2 separate regions of the Homo sapiens genome follow, and region 2 is linked to region 1. The links are chromatin contacts, found by Hi-C or POLR2A ChIA-PET in ENCODE. All regions are on one chromosome and are shown on one strand. The core of a region is the stretch at or near the end of the contact, and the rest is flanking DNA. Distances in the headings are between cores, read along the strand shown.

Region 1 (7,856 bases), core at 5,357-7,856:
AAAAAGTACAGCAAACGCTTTTTAAATCAAATCTAAACGCACATTCACGTCTTTCTCAATCAGGTGATTCATGAGTCAACAAGGCTGACTCTTAACAAAAGGAGTAAAGCTCTAAAATCTCCAAGATTTAAAAGCAAAAACAAACAAAAACCAGCTATGCGTTGTTGTTGTTTTTTAATAGCTTTTGGATCGGATAATTTAGTGAGTACTTTTCACCACTGATGCATTATGTGTGCAGGGGCTCGTGAAGCTTGATATCCAAACTGAACAAACGGCCTTGGCTGCTCAGAACATCGTGGGAAAGAAACACCACCATTCGCCTTGCAGATGCACCATCCGTGCTTCCGTTTGGAAAAGGCCACGTAGACGAATGCCTTCTGGTGAGTTCACCATTCTCGCCCACAGTCTGATGTCCCAGGCTGTGAACCCAGAGCAGCCACTGTCAGCCCCCTCAGGCCTGTCCAGGAATCAGCAAAGCCTCTGTCTGGGGCAAAGCTGCCCCCGCTTTTTTTGTGGCCACTGCATGGAAGGGGGTAACTGATGGACTTCAGCACTCGTCCTCGTCAGGCCCCGGCCCAGGGAGCTCGATGCACTGAGAGGACCAAGGCCTGGCACCACCATCTCCAGGCTCAGGCCAGCTGCATCTGGGTCCCTGGCAGAGGCAGAAGAGTCTCCCCTCCTCTGTGCCTCATAACCTTGAGAGCATACATGTCTCCAAGCATTTCCCACTTGTATCAATAGTTTGTGTCTATTTCCAGGAGACAGAGCTGGTGCCATTTCCTTGAGGTTAGAGATCATCTGGTAGTCACCTTTACAGTCCTTGAGGGTAGAAAGGGGTAGCCCCCTTTCCTGGTGTGTAAAATGGGAATTATTCCTAAAAAGCAGGATCACGGTGCAGATGGGATCACAGTTGAGGACATGTAGCAGATAATTGTAACAACAGAAGCAGTCACTCTTCACCCCACTTCACAGCTTTGGGGATGTGGAATCCATCTTTTTTTTAACCAAAGGATGCCCATGGTGCAGATCTGAATGCAACGGTCTTCCTTACCTTTCATGATAGCAACTTAAGGAATAGCACATAAGAATTTTCTTAATTCATACAAAGTTTATAATCAAATAGAATTACTACTGTTATTACACACACACACACACAGTCCTCTCCCAATCTTAAGACAAAAGGGTTTCTTAGAAACTGGTGTGGATCTAATGCCATCCAAGTATTATTGGTGGCGTTTGTATGCTGAACTGGAAGGATATCCTCCAGGCATCTGCTCTTCAAGAACAAGGATGGGGTGGCGAGAAGAGAGAGGAAGAGGCAATTACGGCCTTTGGAGAAAACCAGCACTAATGCTTCTGGCTGGGAGGTCCTTAAGCTTAGTACCACTTTTTGTTTATGATAATGTTTACAGATAGGGCTTCTCAATTATGAGAACCCAGTGTGATCAACACTTAATCCCACCCAACTTCAACCATGCTGAAGAGGCACTATGGCCCGGGGCACTCCAGTTCTGAGCACGCGGAGTGATATTCACTGTGAAGGTGGTTGTTGGAAACCATTTACACAGCAACCCAAAGTGTTACTACCTTCCTCACTTTCCCCACTTCCCATTCTCTTCTCTTTTTTCTTTTTCTGTTTCACATACTTTTCAAAGGCCTTCCCATGCCGCTACACAGGAATACTGTTCTTATCTGCAGTAGGCTGACTAATGACCCTTAAAGATATCAAGTCCTGATCTCTGAAACCTCCAATGTTACCTTATATGAAAAAAGGGTCTTGCAGATGTAATTAAATGAAAAGATCTTGAGATGGGGAGATCATGCTGGATTCTCCTGGTAGGCCCTAAATGCCTTCCCAAGTGTCCCTTTATGAAAGAGGCAGAGAAGGCCAGGTGTGGTGGTGCACACCCATAGGCCTAGCTACTTGGGAGGCTGAGGCTGGAGGATCACTTGAGCCCAGAAGTTCAAGGTTACATGAACTATAAGTGCACCACTATACTCCAGCCTAGGCAACAGAGCAAGACCAGGTGTCTAAAACAAAAACAAAACAAAACAAAACAAAACAAAGAAAGAAACAGGTAGAGGGAGATTTGACAGACAGAAAAGAGGTCATGTGAACACAGAAGCAGAGATCAGAGTGATGCAGCCACAAGCCCAGGAATGCTGGCAGCCACCAGAGGCTGAAAGCAAGGCACTTTCTCTATATCCTCCAAGGGAAGTGTGGCCTTGCTCACACCTGAATTTCCATCCCATAAGACCAATTTCGGACTTCTGGCCTCCAGAACTGTAAAAGAGTAAGTTTCTATTGTTTTAACCCACCAAGTTTGTAGAAAGCTATTACAGCAGCCACAGGAAACTAATGAATTTTTTAAAGAGATAACCACCCAACCCATAGATTGGGCAAATCTGGACAGCCAGGTACCCATTCCAATGAAATGATGGTTAAGAGAATCACAGCTGATTAAAACTTCCCGCTTCCAAATATGAAGAAGCAGATATGTTAAACCCCATAGAGACTTCCCTCCCCCAAATTATAAAAGGGCTGTGTTTTTTTTTGTTATAAGAAATGCAAACCAACTTAACAGCATGAACACTGGAGAATCGGCTACCACTGTAACAGTTTCAGAGAGAAAACTCTAGCCATCGGGAACAGATGGCCCAGGACACAGCCCTAGCAACAGGTCCAAAGCTCCGGGCATACACAAGTTAACAGACATGGTCTCTGTGCCAAGGGGCATGCAAACTAGTGGAGAAACCGGCCTTTGAGCAGATGGGAATAGGTGAAATAGATGGTATAGTGGAATCACTGAAGCGCAGAGGGAGGCAGCCTCGGTCTGACACTTGAAATTGGATTTGCCTGCAGATTGAATAGGAAAAGGCCATCCCAGGAAGTGCCTATGCCAGACTACATGGCTAGAGGGGTTGGCAAAGGCGAGGCAAGCAGAAAGCAAAGCCACCTTGGCAGCACTGGACAGGCCATGCCCAGCTATGAGGCCGCAGGCATCTGCAAGCCACATGGGAGGGTGGGTGGGTATACAGCACCAATGCAAGTTAACCCGAGTTGCATTTGGAAAGATAAATTTGATTGAAAACGCACTAGGCTGGGAAGGGAAGGAAGCAAAACTGAGGCAGGAACTTGGTTGCAATGGCTACAGATTGGACAGAGCTGCTGCAGGCCAGAAACAGCTGAAATAAGGCTGGTAAGGACAGGTTTAAGTGGCATTTAAGAGGTAGATTGATAGGACTTAGTGACAGTTGAATGCAGACATTGAGAAATAACCGTCAAGTTTCTGGCTTGGGTAGCAAGGCAGACAGCAGCATCTTTAATTAAGTAGGACACAGTCAAGGATGGAAAAAATGGTTCAAGGGCAGATAGAATGTCGATAGGAAGTCCAGCTGTGAGCTTGCTGTGTGCACAGCTGTGGGTTGTCCGCAGGGTGTCTAATGAGGTGGCTGCATAAACAATGTGCATTTTGTATAAAAGAACATATGTGTCTATGGTGTGAGAGATCCTGTTTGGGGTGCTTCAGTGTACGGCTAACACTAAGAAGTAGAGGGAGATTTGACAGACAGAAGAAGGCCATGTGAACACACAGGCAGAGATTGGAGTGATACAGCCACAAGCTCAGAAATGCTGGCAGCCACCAGAAGCTGAAAGAGGTAAGGAATTTAGACTGAAAGTCAGGCATTGGGCAGGCAGAGGCAAACAAGAAACCTGCAGGGCGGATGAGAGGGTGCTGGCTGGCAAATCCAACATCACCTACACAAGTGGTGTCAACAAAACCTGCACCAGGTGTTATGGGAGCACAGAGGAGGGAGCACCAACCCTAGATACAGCTGAGAAGATGCCAGTCAGGTGGGGTGGGGAGGTGGTGGAATCCTGGAGGAAGAAACACCAATCAAGATGAAATTATCCCATTAAAACAGGGTGGTAGTGGTGGGGGCAATAGCTCAGGCAGAAGGGACAACACACTTGAAGCCCAGAAGCCCAGAGGCAAGAGACAGAGCAAGACTAGTTTAGAGGCCTGCATGTCAGAGTGGAGGTGGGGGAAAGATGGGAGAGGCTGGGCCAAGTCCTCAGGCACTTGTGCGTTGTGGTTTGAACTCTCACCTAGGCAATGGAGAGCCATTAAACCCTATGCAAGGGAGTGGCATGATCCCTTTTGCTGTTTAGAAAAATCGCTTTGGCTGTAATGTGAGAGTGGATTAAAGGAGGAAACCTGGAGGCTGGGAGAGCAGTTAAGCGGTTACGTTACCAGAGAAACACTGAGGAGGTCGGACGGACAGGACTTGGGGATAGACCCAATACTGGAAGTGAGGGAGGAGCCCACCATGGTGCCCACATTCCTGGCTCCAGCAACTGGGCATATGTTCCAAGCATGGATGAGACTGCATAGGGTGTGTGTGCCAAGAAACCCAGTGCGAGCATGGGCAGGGGCAGAAGGGCCAACACAGCCGGCCCAGGAGGAGCAGTCAGCCAAGAGGTGGGAAATCCAGGGAATGAGGCGTAACTGAAGCAATCACTGCTGAAGCAATTGGAAGCGTGTCACAAATCAAAGAGAGCAACTGAAAGATGCAACGGTTTCTGCCAGATTTGGCAGTCAGGTCAATTCCAGTGAAATGGTGAGGCCAAAAGCCTGATCATATAGCTCAAAGCAGAGACACCAATGTGTATCGTCCTGAGGAAGGTTGAAAAAACAAAAAACAAAACAAAACAAAAAAACAGCTAAGCAGGTGGCTAGAAAGGGATCGCTCAAGGGAGGCTGCTTCCAGCATGCGGTAAAGCCAGTACTAGTTTTCTCACCTATAAAACTAGGATAACAGCACACACTCCCCCAGCCTAATCACAGGGGAACCTAAAACTCAAGGTTCTTTTAAGACTTATAATCACTGTTGCCTTCTACCTTCAGAACAGTCACTTTGTGCTTTTCCACCATACAGTTCAAAATACAGACACTCTTTAGGCTGGGCATGGTGGCTCACACCTGTTATCCAAGCACATTGGGAGGCTGAGGCGGGTGGATTGCTTCAGACCAGGAGTTTGAAACCAGCCTGAGCAACATGGTGAAACTCCATCTCTACCAAAAATACAAAAATCAGCTAGGTGTGACGGATGCACCTATAGTCCCAGCTACTGCCGAGGCTGAGACGGGAGGATGGCTTGAGCCAGGGAGTGGAGGCTGCAGTGAGCTGAGATCATGCCACTGCACTCCAGCCTGGGACTGACAGAGACTCCATCTCAGGAAAAAAAAAAAAAAATTTAAAGTGTTTTAAAGTTGTAGGAGAAAATTTTTAGGTGCAAGATTCTTTATGTAAGACTAAGAGTCCTCTTAAAATTAGTCAAACTAATAATCTACAACAGAGCTGTTAATTTGGCAACAAATTTTTAATTTGTATCAATCTAATGTCTGTCTTTCACATACTTCCAAACATTACATAAATTATTTTACCTAGTGCATACAACTTTCAAAAACTGTATTTGGCAATTAACAGACCCCTGACAATTATTAACAGGGGTTTTACATCCCGGAGTTTGAGTGTCTGCGGGAGAACCGTCCCTGCAGGAGGCACTCCCCCTCCACCTGCGACCCGGGCTGGGAGAACGCGCGGAGGGCTCCCTTGAGCGGTCTCCGCCAGCGAGGCTTTCCTCCCGGTCGGTGTTGACAGTGTGGCATTTCTGTTATCTAATTTCTGGTTTTGACTGAAAGCGAAGTGAGTTTTCTCATCAGTGGAGTTGTAATATTTCTGCAAAAAAAAAAAAGATCACAGCCCTCCGATGAGCCGGGCACTATGCGAAGTCTCCGGCTGCCTGCGGGCCGCTGTGGACGCCCCGGCGGGGGTCAGGACCGACCCCCATCTGCGCGGCGAACGAGCCCGGACGCCCTGGCCGCGGCCGCCGGGTCCCCGCCCAGGGGCCAGGTGGCCAGGTTGCGTCGGGAGGAGGAAATGGAAGCGCTCTGAGCGACTAGCGAGCGGCAGGAGCCGCCTCCCGCGGGCTTTCCTCGCGGGCCGGGAGCGTCTGCCGCCGACCCGAGGACCGCAGGGCCCCGCTCGCCGCCCGCGCCCGTCAGAAAGCCGCGCGTCGCTCCCGTCGCTGTCGGGGTCGTCGGCTCGGGGAGTCGCCCGCCGTCCACCGGTGAACGGGAGCGCGTCCTCCCCTCCGAGGGACTAAGCGCTCGCGCCACGCATCCCGCCGCGCCGGAAGCGGGGACTACTGGCGGCCCAGCTGGGCAGGACCGCGGCCGAATGACCCGGGGCGACCCCGCAGCAAGGGCGCCTCCGGCAGGCGGCAAAGTCCCCTGAGAATCGGCGCGCTCCTCGCCGCGACGGACTCCACCCGGCCGGGGCGCTCAGCCTCCTCGCCGTGGCCCCCAGCCCGGCCGCCTCCCCTAACGGCCGCCGCAGGCTCCCCTCATGGACCGAGAGCGCGGGCTTGCAGCGCGGCAGCGTCCGTTCGGCGCGCGGCTCCGGGCAGGCCCGCCCTCCCCCGTCCCCCTGCGCCGCGAGGCCCCCCCCCCGCCCCGCCCTCCGGCGCCCGGCGCCCAATCAGAGTGCCGCGCACGTGACGAGCGATGCCTGCGATGACCTCATCCCTGGTGTGGGATGACGTCAAATTCAAGATGGATGGAATCACAGCGGCAGCGGCGGCTGCGGCGCGCGCGAGCCGAGTGTGAGCGGAAAGGGGCCCGGCGTCTGCCTCGAGACTGAAGACCGGTGAGTAACTGTCACGCCCCTAGCTCTAGGAGAACTGCGGGGCTCCTTGGGAGGCTACAGCCTCCCCGCAAAACGCGGCCTTTCCTGACGTAACTCTGAGGTGATTTCTCTCCTCTTTTTTCTCCACCAGCGGGTTGCGGGCTCCGAGCGCTTCTGCGCGTGCGCGGGACCTGGGCGCTCACCGAGCATGTCCCGGGTTCCCACGTAGCCGATTGTACCTTCACACTGCGCACGCTCCCTGCCAGCACTTGGCCTCGCCCTCGCGAATGCGCATGCTCCATTCCCTCACGGGCTTCACTCTTCACCCTGGCCGAGCTGCCCCTGGGGTAGGGGACACGCCTGGCCCAGGCGCGCGCCCCTCGCGCGGAGCGGTTGAAACGCCTCGTGGAGAAGGGCGCGTTCTCCTGTTCCGGGCAGGGGTTGGGGGCCGGCGGCCCGGGCCGCGGGGTGTGCGCGGAAGCTGGCCGGCGGCCTTGGGGACCCCGCACCTGCCGCGACCCGCCGCTCCCTTCACGGTCCGGGACCTAGCCCCGCCGCCCCGTCCTCGGCCCGGTGGCCGGAGCGTGACCGCTCGGTGCCCGCTGGACGCTCCCTCCCCGCCCCCGGCCCCTCCCGCGGACGCCTGGACCTCACAGCGCGTTTTTTTTCCTCCAGAGCCCCCGCAGACCTTGTCTGGGACTTCCCGGCGGTCCCGCAGAGCATAGCACCCTCCGCCGGCCAGGAGCCCTGCTGCTCGGCCGGCGACCGTCTCCCCGCTTGGAGGAGCCCCCTTCCCCCCGTCCGAGGTCCGCGGCTGGAGGGGCAGGGAGTCAAGACGCCACCCGTGCCGGCCTTAGAGACGCCCGCGGCAGCCCCGCCACATCTCTTCCCGGCTTTTCGGGAACACGCCCCGTAGTCCATCCTCAGCGGCTCCTGCTTTTCCATCCCAGCACACCGCTGGGGGCTCGCACTCTGCCCCCGGTTGCTATGCGGTCCCAGCCACGAGGGCTCTGCGGTTCGGGAGAATTCCGCAAGAGCGCGCGTTCGGAGGCGGGGTGTTTTTAGACAGGTGCCCCGGTGGGATTGCCTGACCGAGAGGACGGGGAAAGTTAGACTTCACACGGCCTGGGGTTTTTCCTTTCGTGCAAGCGCTCACAGCCCTG
Region 2 (7,177 bases), core at 354-2,853, 390 kb before region 1:
CTCTGGTGTGGGGAAATTAACACACATTTCTCTTCCTCCAACATGTGCTTAATGTTTAAACTGGAAGGAATTTTGAGTAGAAGTCCATGCTATACGTTTAGTAGTAAAATCCAGCGTGGACTCCTTCAAAGGCATGGAAAGCTGGTTCGGGTTCCACCTCCGCCACTAATGCACTCTCTGGGCCCAGTGTCCTGCCTGCACTGGGTGGTGAGCAGTGGACAAAAGCTGCCTTGTCTGTAATGCCTGGACGGTGCCCGGTGGCCGCCCTGCACATGCCTGACCCCACTCCCCATTCAAAGGCCCCTGGCTTAGCTTGAACATAACAGTGACGACAAAGCCCTGATTTGGGGAGAAGAAATGGGTTTGTCTAGCTTCAGAGTTACTTCACCCAATTTGGCCAAGCTTTTGTTATAGTGTGGAAGGAAAGTTTAGCTCCTTCCCCAACCCAAAGTTACCTAAAGTGTGTTTCTGATACATTTTTCCATGTGAAAAAATGAATGGGTCAGATTTAAAGTGTGTTTCTGATACATTTTTCCATGTGAAAAAATGAATGGGTCAGATTTAAGGCACTGGTTTGCCATGAAAGCTGTAACCCAATGTTGGTGTCGTGGCCTCCCTCTCCGAGAGTGGTAACTCTGAAGGCTAAGCTCTTCCACATGCAGGCCTTTCCCTTGGGTAAGCAGGGTCGCGCTCACACTGTGTCTGAAGTTTCCTACCCATTTGTTTCGTTATCAGACACTCAAGGGATTGTCTCTGAGGACAAGTGACTTTCCCCGGGCAGCGTGGAAGCACAGCCCTGCTGACAGTTGGTCCCAGTGTTAGAGACTCAGCGGGCTTTGGGGCCTTTCACGTTAGAGTTTGAATATCTTGAAACGCCACTTTCAGAGTCACTGAGCTGCACACAAAGAGATTACAACCAGGCCCCAATCTCCTCCAAACCCCCAAAATGGGGCACCCAGAGTAATACATGGCTTCTGATTTTCACAAATTTCAGGGTCCCCCAGTCAGCCAGCCGAGCTGGTCTTTAAAAGGTCAAGAATATCAGGGGTATTCTTGTGCCTCCCTGGGCCACACATAAAATACGCTAACACTAATAATAGCTAATGAGCTAAAAAAAAAATCTCATAATATTTTAAGAAAGTTTACCAATTTGTGTTGGGCAGCCAACACAAATTGAACAGGGCAGCCTTAGGAGGCTGAGGTGGGATGATGGCTTAAGCCCAAAGCTGTCCTGGGCCTCATGTGGGTTGGACAAGCTTGGTCAAGATCACCTCATTTACGAGAAGCAGAAGAGGGCCCTGTGAAGAGGCAGTGTCTTACCCTGCAAGGTGCACTGCTTTGGCAGGAAGCCGTACCCTACACCCCTGCAGCTCCATGCCGGGGGCCGCAGCAGGGTCTGGCACCAGCCTTACTGGCTGGGCCCCGGGGTCTCTGGGCAGTACTCACGCGGTGTGCACCGGGAAGCCCATGGCCAGGAGGGGCTCCAGGAGCGAGGGGCTGCTGCGGCTCTTGAGCTTGTTGGAGACCTTGGCGTAGAGCTGCGTCTCCCCCGCTGCCATCTCTTCCTGCCCTTAGGCCAAGAAGCTCGCCTGCACACAGAAATGAGGAGATAAAGCAAGAGGGGGAGAGGCAAGGCTGAGGCTGTGAAGAAAAACCTCAAGCTCTTTTTGATCTTTCTGACAAAAGTTGATATCCTGTTTGCATGAGATATCAGTTTTCAGAATTCTGTTTGCAGGATGCTGGGTGCAGCGTCCACCAATCCTAACTGTTTCCACCACGGGAGTTTGAGGCTAAAGGTCCAACCGAGCCCCTGCACGGGATCAGCCTCTGTAGGGACTTGGCTAGTATTCGGGAGCAAGAATGCGTGAGAGCATGGGGGAAGGAAGCGGAGGAGAAGTCAGGGAATGAGTTCCCTCCTGGATCCTGCTGGCCCCCTGCCCTGACCCACCCTGGATCCCAGTCTCCTTGTCTGTGAACAAGACATTAAACCCCACTCTATCTATTGTCTCGGATTGCTGGAAAACTTACTGGTTCTTTCAGTCATTCATTGACTTGTTTTTTTATTTTAAAAACTTTAAAAGCTTTATATGTGTACAGAAAAGTTGATGAATCATATGTGTATAGCTCAAGGAATTTCCATAAATGAGCCCACACCCCTAATTCCCCCACGACCCAAAATCAAACAGGGCAACCAGGGGAATTTTGTACCTCCTCCACCCAAGGGGACATTTGGAAATGTCTGGAGACATTTTTGTTTCCAAAATGAGGCGGGGGTGGTGGTGGGTGGGGTGGACATCGTGGTACCGGCACTAGTGGGTAGAGGCCGGGAATGTCACAGTGCCCAGGACAGTCTCCCCAACAAAATTTCACTAGTGCCAAGGTGGAGATAGCCTGCTCTGGAACATTCTCAGAACCTCAGATGCACCTCTGCCCCCAGCTCAGCCTCCTCCAGTTATCTCCTCCCTCCCCCAGAAAGTAAACTGCTGTATCACTTGTATATGAATTGTGCCTGTGGTTGAGCCTTATGTAAATAGAACCATATAGCATATTCTCTATCATATCTCATTTCTTTTTCCTCAAATTATGCCTGTAAAATTTATCCACATTATTGCTTGTAGCCACAGTTAGTTCACTGTTATTGCTGTGTAGTATTTGATTAATAAATATACCAGCCAGGCGTGGTGGCTCACGCCTGTAATCCCAGCACTTTGGGACTTTGGGAGGCCAAGGGGGGGGTGGATCACCTGAGGTCAGGAGTTCGAGACCAGCCTGGCCAACATGTTGAAACCCTGTCTCTACTAAAAAATACAAAAATTAGTTGGGCATGGTGGTGCATGCCTGTAATCCCAGCTACTCAGGAGGGTGAAGCAGGAGAATCATTTGAACCCAGGAGGTGGAGGTTACAGTGAGCAAAGATTGCATCACTGCACTCCAGCCTGGGACAGAGTGAGACTCCAGCTCAAAAATAAATAAATAAAATAAATATAACATAATTCATTTATCCATTTCTCTGTTGATATGCATTCAGGAAGTTTTCGGTTGTTTTGCTATTGTAACTAATGTTGCTGAGGACGTTCTTGTATGTGTCTTTGAGTGCCTTGTGCATGCATTTCTGTTAGGTGTGCATCTAGGAGTGGGGTTGTTGGATCACAGAGCACGTGAAACTCCATTAGGAACTGCCAAGCAGTTGTACAAAGCTCTATATCCTCATGCACACTTAATATTATCAGTCCCTAATTTTAGCCACTCTGTGGTGGGGGTGGTGTGTAGTTGTATCTCCCTGTGGTTCCCATTTGTATTTCCCTGAGGGATAATGATATTGGGCACCATTTCACAGGCTTATTGCCCATTTGAATATCCTCTCTGGGGAAGTTCCTGTTCAGATATTCTGCTCTTTTTTTTTTTTCACTAGGGTGTTTGCTTTTCTTATCAATTTGTGGGAACTCTGGTTAGAGTTTTCTGCATCCTGTTCAAGAGATTGTTGTTAATCCAACATCGATGAAGATCATCTATGTTTTGTTCTAGAAGTTTTGCTACTTTTGCTCTTCATATTTAGCTCTATGATCCATTTGAATTCATTCTGTGTATGGTGTGAGGTAGGGGTAAACTTTCATCTACTTCCGCATTGAAAGGGCTATCCTTTGCCCAGTGAATTGCAGTAGGAGGCTTATTGTAAATCAAGTGACTGTATATGGATTAGTTTTTTCTAACTTGTGTGCTCTCTTGTTTGATTTGTCCCTCTTTGTGCCCATTCTACACTGTTTTAATCACTATAGTGCTAAACCCTCTGGTTTTGTCCTTTGCTTTTTCATAAACATTTACAAATCAGGTTGCCATGGTGTGTCATAGTGTGTCATTGGGTAGTGCAAAAAGATTCACACCTACAATCAATTGATTTTCAACAAGGATGCCAATGAAATTCAATGGGGGAAGGATAATGCTTTTGATAAATGGTGCTAGAGGCTCAGCCCATAATCTCAGCAGTTTGGGAGGCCAAAGTGGGAGGATCACTTGGGCCCAGGAGTTTGAGATCAGCCAGGGCAGCAGAGTGAGACTCCGTCTCTTAAAAAAAAAAAAAAAAAAGACATGGTGGCATTAGTTCCAGCTACTCAGGAGGCTGAAGTGGGATGATGGCTTAAGCCCAAGAAATCGAGGCTGCAATGAGCTGTGATTGCATCACTGCATTCCAGCCTGGGTGACAGAATGAGACCCTGTCTGAAAAAAAAAAAAAAAAAAATTAGTGCTAGGAAAACTGCATATTGGTAGGAGGAAAAACGAACCTCAACCCTTACCTCACATTATATACAAAAATTAACTCAAAATGTAAATGCTAAAACTATAAAACTCCTTAAGAAAACCTAGAAAAAAAATGTTTGCTATGTTGGAGTTTGCAAAACTTTCTTAGGACATAAAGCGAATAAACCAACAAAAGAAAAAGTTGATGAACTGTACTTCACCAAAGTTGAAAACTTCTGCTCTTTGAAAGACATCTTAAAGAGTATAATAAGGTGAACCACAGACTGGGAGAAAGTATCACTATACATATAGCTGACAAAGGACTTGTTTCTAGAATATACAGAATATTTTATATATACTTATAACAAATAATAAGAAAACAAGCATCTATTTTAAGAATGGGCAAAGTATCAAAAAAGATACTTTTAAAAAGAAGATATATACATAGACATGAAAAGATGCTCAACATCATTAGTCATCAGGGAAATGCAAATTAAAACCGCAATGTGATTCCACAGCACACCCACCAGAAGAGCTAAAATGGAAAATACCAGGTTTACACAAGGCTGGGGAGTAACAGGAGCTCTCACACTGTGCTGGTGGGAATGCGTAACTGTCCAACCACTTTGGGGAACATTTGGAGGGTTTCTTATAAAGGTAAATATACATGAAAACGTGTGTCCACACAAAGATTGGTCTATGAATGTTCATGGCAGCTCTACGCATAATAGTTCCTTCTATTTTTTTTGCCTTTATTGCACTGACTTGGAACCCAAGTCAAATGTTGAACAGATGTGGTACTAGTGCACCTTCTTGTATAACTCTCCATTTCAGAGGACAAGGTCTCAATATTTCACCATTAAATGTGAGCATATTGTGATATTTATTTGTATAGTTTTATTTTCACTTTTTTGAGGCAGAATCTCACTCCGTCACCCAGGCTGGAGTGCGGTGGCATGATCTAGGCTCACTGCAACCTCTGCCTCCTGGGTTCAAGTGATTCTCCTGCCTCAGCCTCCCGAGTGGCTGGGACTACAGGCGTACACCACCATGCCTGGCTAATTTTTATATATTTAGTAGAGATGGGGTTTCACTATGTTGGCCCGGCTGGAACTCCAGACCTCAGGTGATCCACCTGCCTCAGCTTCCCAAAGTGCTGGGATTACAGGTGTGAGCCACTGTGCCCTGCCTGATTTTTAAATAATATTCTTTTGGGGCCGGGCGCGGTGGCTCATGCCTGTAATCCCAGCAATTTGGGAGGCTGAGGTGGGCGGATCATAAGGTCAGGAGATCGAGACCATCCTGGCTAACACAGTGAAACCCTGTCTCTATTAAAAATACAAAAATATTAGCCGGGCAGGGTGGTAGCCTGTAGTCCCAGCTACTTGGGAGGCTGAGGCAGGAGAATGGCGTGAACCTGGGAGACAGAGCTTGCAGTGAGCTGAGATCACGCCACTGCACTCCAGCCGGGGTGACAGAGTGAGACAGTCTCAAAATAATAATAATAATAATAAATAAATATAATAATAATATTCTTTTTACTGTACGTATTTAAGGTGTACAATGGGATGTTTTGCTATATTCATAATAGTGAAATGAGCGCTGTCATCAAGCAAATTAACATATCTATCATCTTGCATTGTTACTTTTTTTACTTTTTTTTCATGGTAACCGAAACTAAAATCTGCTGTGGGCAAATTTTCAGTATTCAATAAGATATTATACCTCTGGCTGTCAGCTGTATCTTCCGTCTCTGGACTTCTTCATCCTACACATCTGCAGCTTTGCACCCTTTGATCCACACCTCTCCATTTCCTGCCCCTACACCCTCCCCTGAGAACCCCACTTTATTCTCTATGTATTCAACTTTTTTTTTTTTTTTTTTTTTTTTTTTTTTTTTTTTTTTTTTTTTTTAAGATTCCACATATAAGTGCGATCCTGCAGTATTTGTCTTTCTCCGTCTGGCTTATTTCATTTAGCATAATGTCCACACACTTCATTATCCTTTTTCTTTGAGGAATTCAAAAGATGAAATAATTCCACAATCAAATGATTTATCTTGAATTTGAAAGTCTGCAAATAGAGAAAGCTTGTGACCCAGAGGGAAAAAGTAGATTTGGGTATGAAATATAGTCTCTACTCAAGTATATTTTTCTCTTCTAAATAATAAACCCTGTTTTGAGCAATTGTGTTATGTTTATAACATATTAAAATGAAAAATGCTTCTATGCATTTCTCTTAAAAAAATCTTATTTGTGTAGGCCAGAAGATGCCTACATCTAGCTTCATCCTGCCTTCCTAACTTGAAAAGTTATCTTCCAAGCCCATCAGGGAAGAGTCTACCAGTTTCCTCCCTCACTTACTGAAGAGAATGTGCCTGTAACTCAAGCTGTTTGCAAATCGTTACTAAAGCTTCATGGGGCTCCCAGGAGACATCAGGATAGGATAAGGCGCTCATGCCCTGAAACCAAGTCTGCTCATGGCACTGGCTGCGTAACTATCACGCGCTGGGCCCCAGATAAGCTTATTTGTTTGGTTCCTCAAAATTTTAGTTTGAGCTCAGTGGAATTGATTTGTCGGTAAACTTTCTGAGAGGATATTTTACAGCAAGGAAGACCAGCCACCCTTGTAGGGCCTCTCCCTGCTACCCCGTGGGGAGCTGGCTTGACCTTTGACCTACATCTGACACACGTGTTAACATGCCCTCGTAGTTGGTTATTGTATGTCGATTTGGTGTTATTTGTCCCCCCAGGGTTTATGATCAGCTCTTCTATGCAGACAGAGCCCCTGTCACACACACATGGCTGTGCTGGGCACGGCGGGGTCTTAGGAGTGAAAGTGCATTCCAGACTCTGTCCCGCCAGAGCTGTACTCCAGCGGGGAGCATCTCCTATAACACACAGGTAAAAGCAAAGAAAGAATGACATGTTAAATTTCCTGT

The links. Hi-C counts contacts between places; a loop is a spot of excess contacts on that map. ChIA-PET counts read pairs that join two places held with the same protein, here RNA polymerase II (POLR2A). Pooled maps may share reads with other maps.
Region 2: a loop to region 1 is called in a map of naive thymus-derived CD4-positive, alpha-beta T cell, with 2.4 times the contacts of the local background. The contact joins the promoter of UBASH3A here to the promoter of ZBTB21 in region 1. A Hi-C loop is called at or near these places in 1 of 168 maps with a recorded cell type or tissue (naive thymus-derived CD4-positive, alpha-beta T cell), 1 of 37 single-sample maps with no recorded cell type and 10 of 50 pooled maps. POLR2A ChIA-PET finds 5 or more read pairs at or near these places in 2 of 52 experiments (CD4-positive, alpha-beta T cell and activated naive CD4-positive, alpha-beta T cell).

The regions. Positions count from the first base shown.
Region 1 is chr21:42,009,110-42,016,965 of GRCh38, reverse strand. It overlaps ZBTB21 (zinc finger and BTB domain containing 21), which reads left to right and starts at 6,606. Exons shown (of 3, transcript NM_001098402.2): 1 at 6,606-6,714. It overlaps ZNF295-AS1 (ZNF295 antisense RNA 1), which reads right to left and starts at 7,772. Exons shown (of 2, transcript NR_119384.1): 1 at 7,382-7,772. RefSeq lists silencers at 5,794-6,533, 6,974-7,283, 7,324-7,433.
Region 2 is chr21:42,398,328-42,405,504 of GRCh38, reverse strand. UBASH3A (ubiquitin associated and SH3 domain containing A) reads right to left here and starts at 1,603. Exons shown (of 15, transcript NM_018961.4): 1 at 1,447-1,603. The coding sequence starts at 1,559.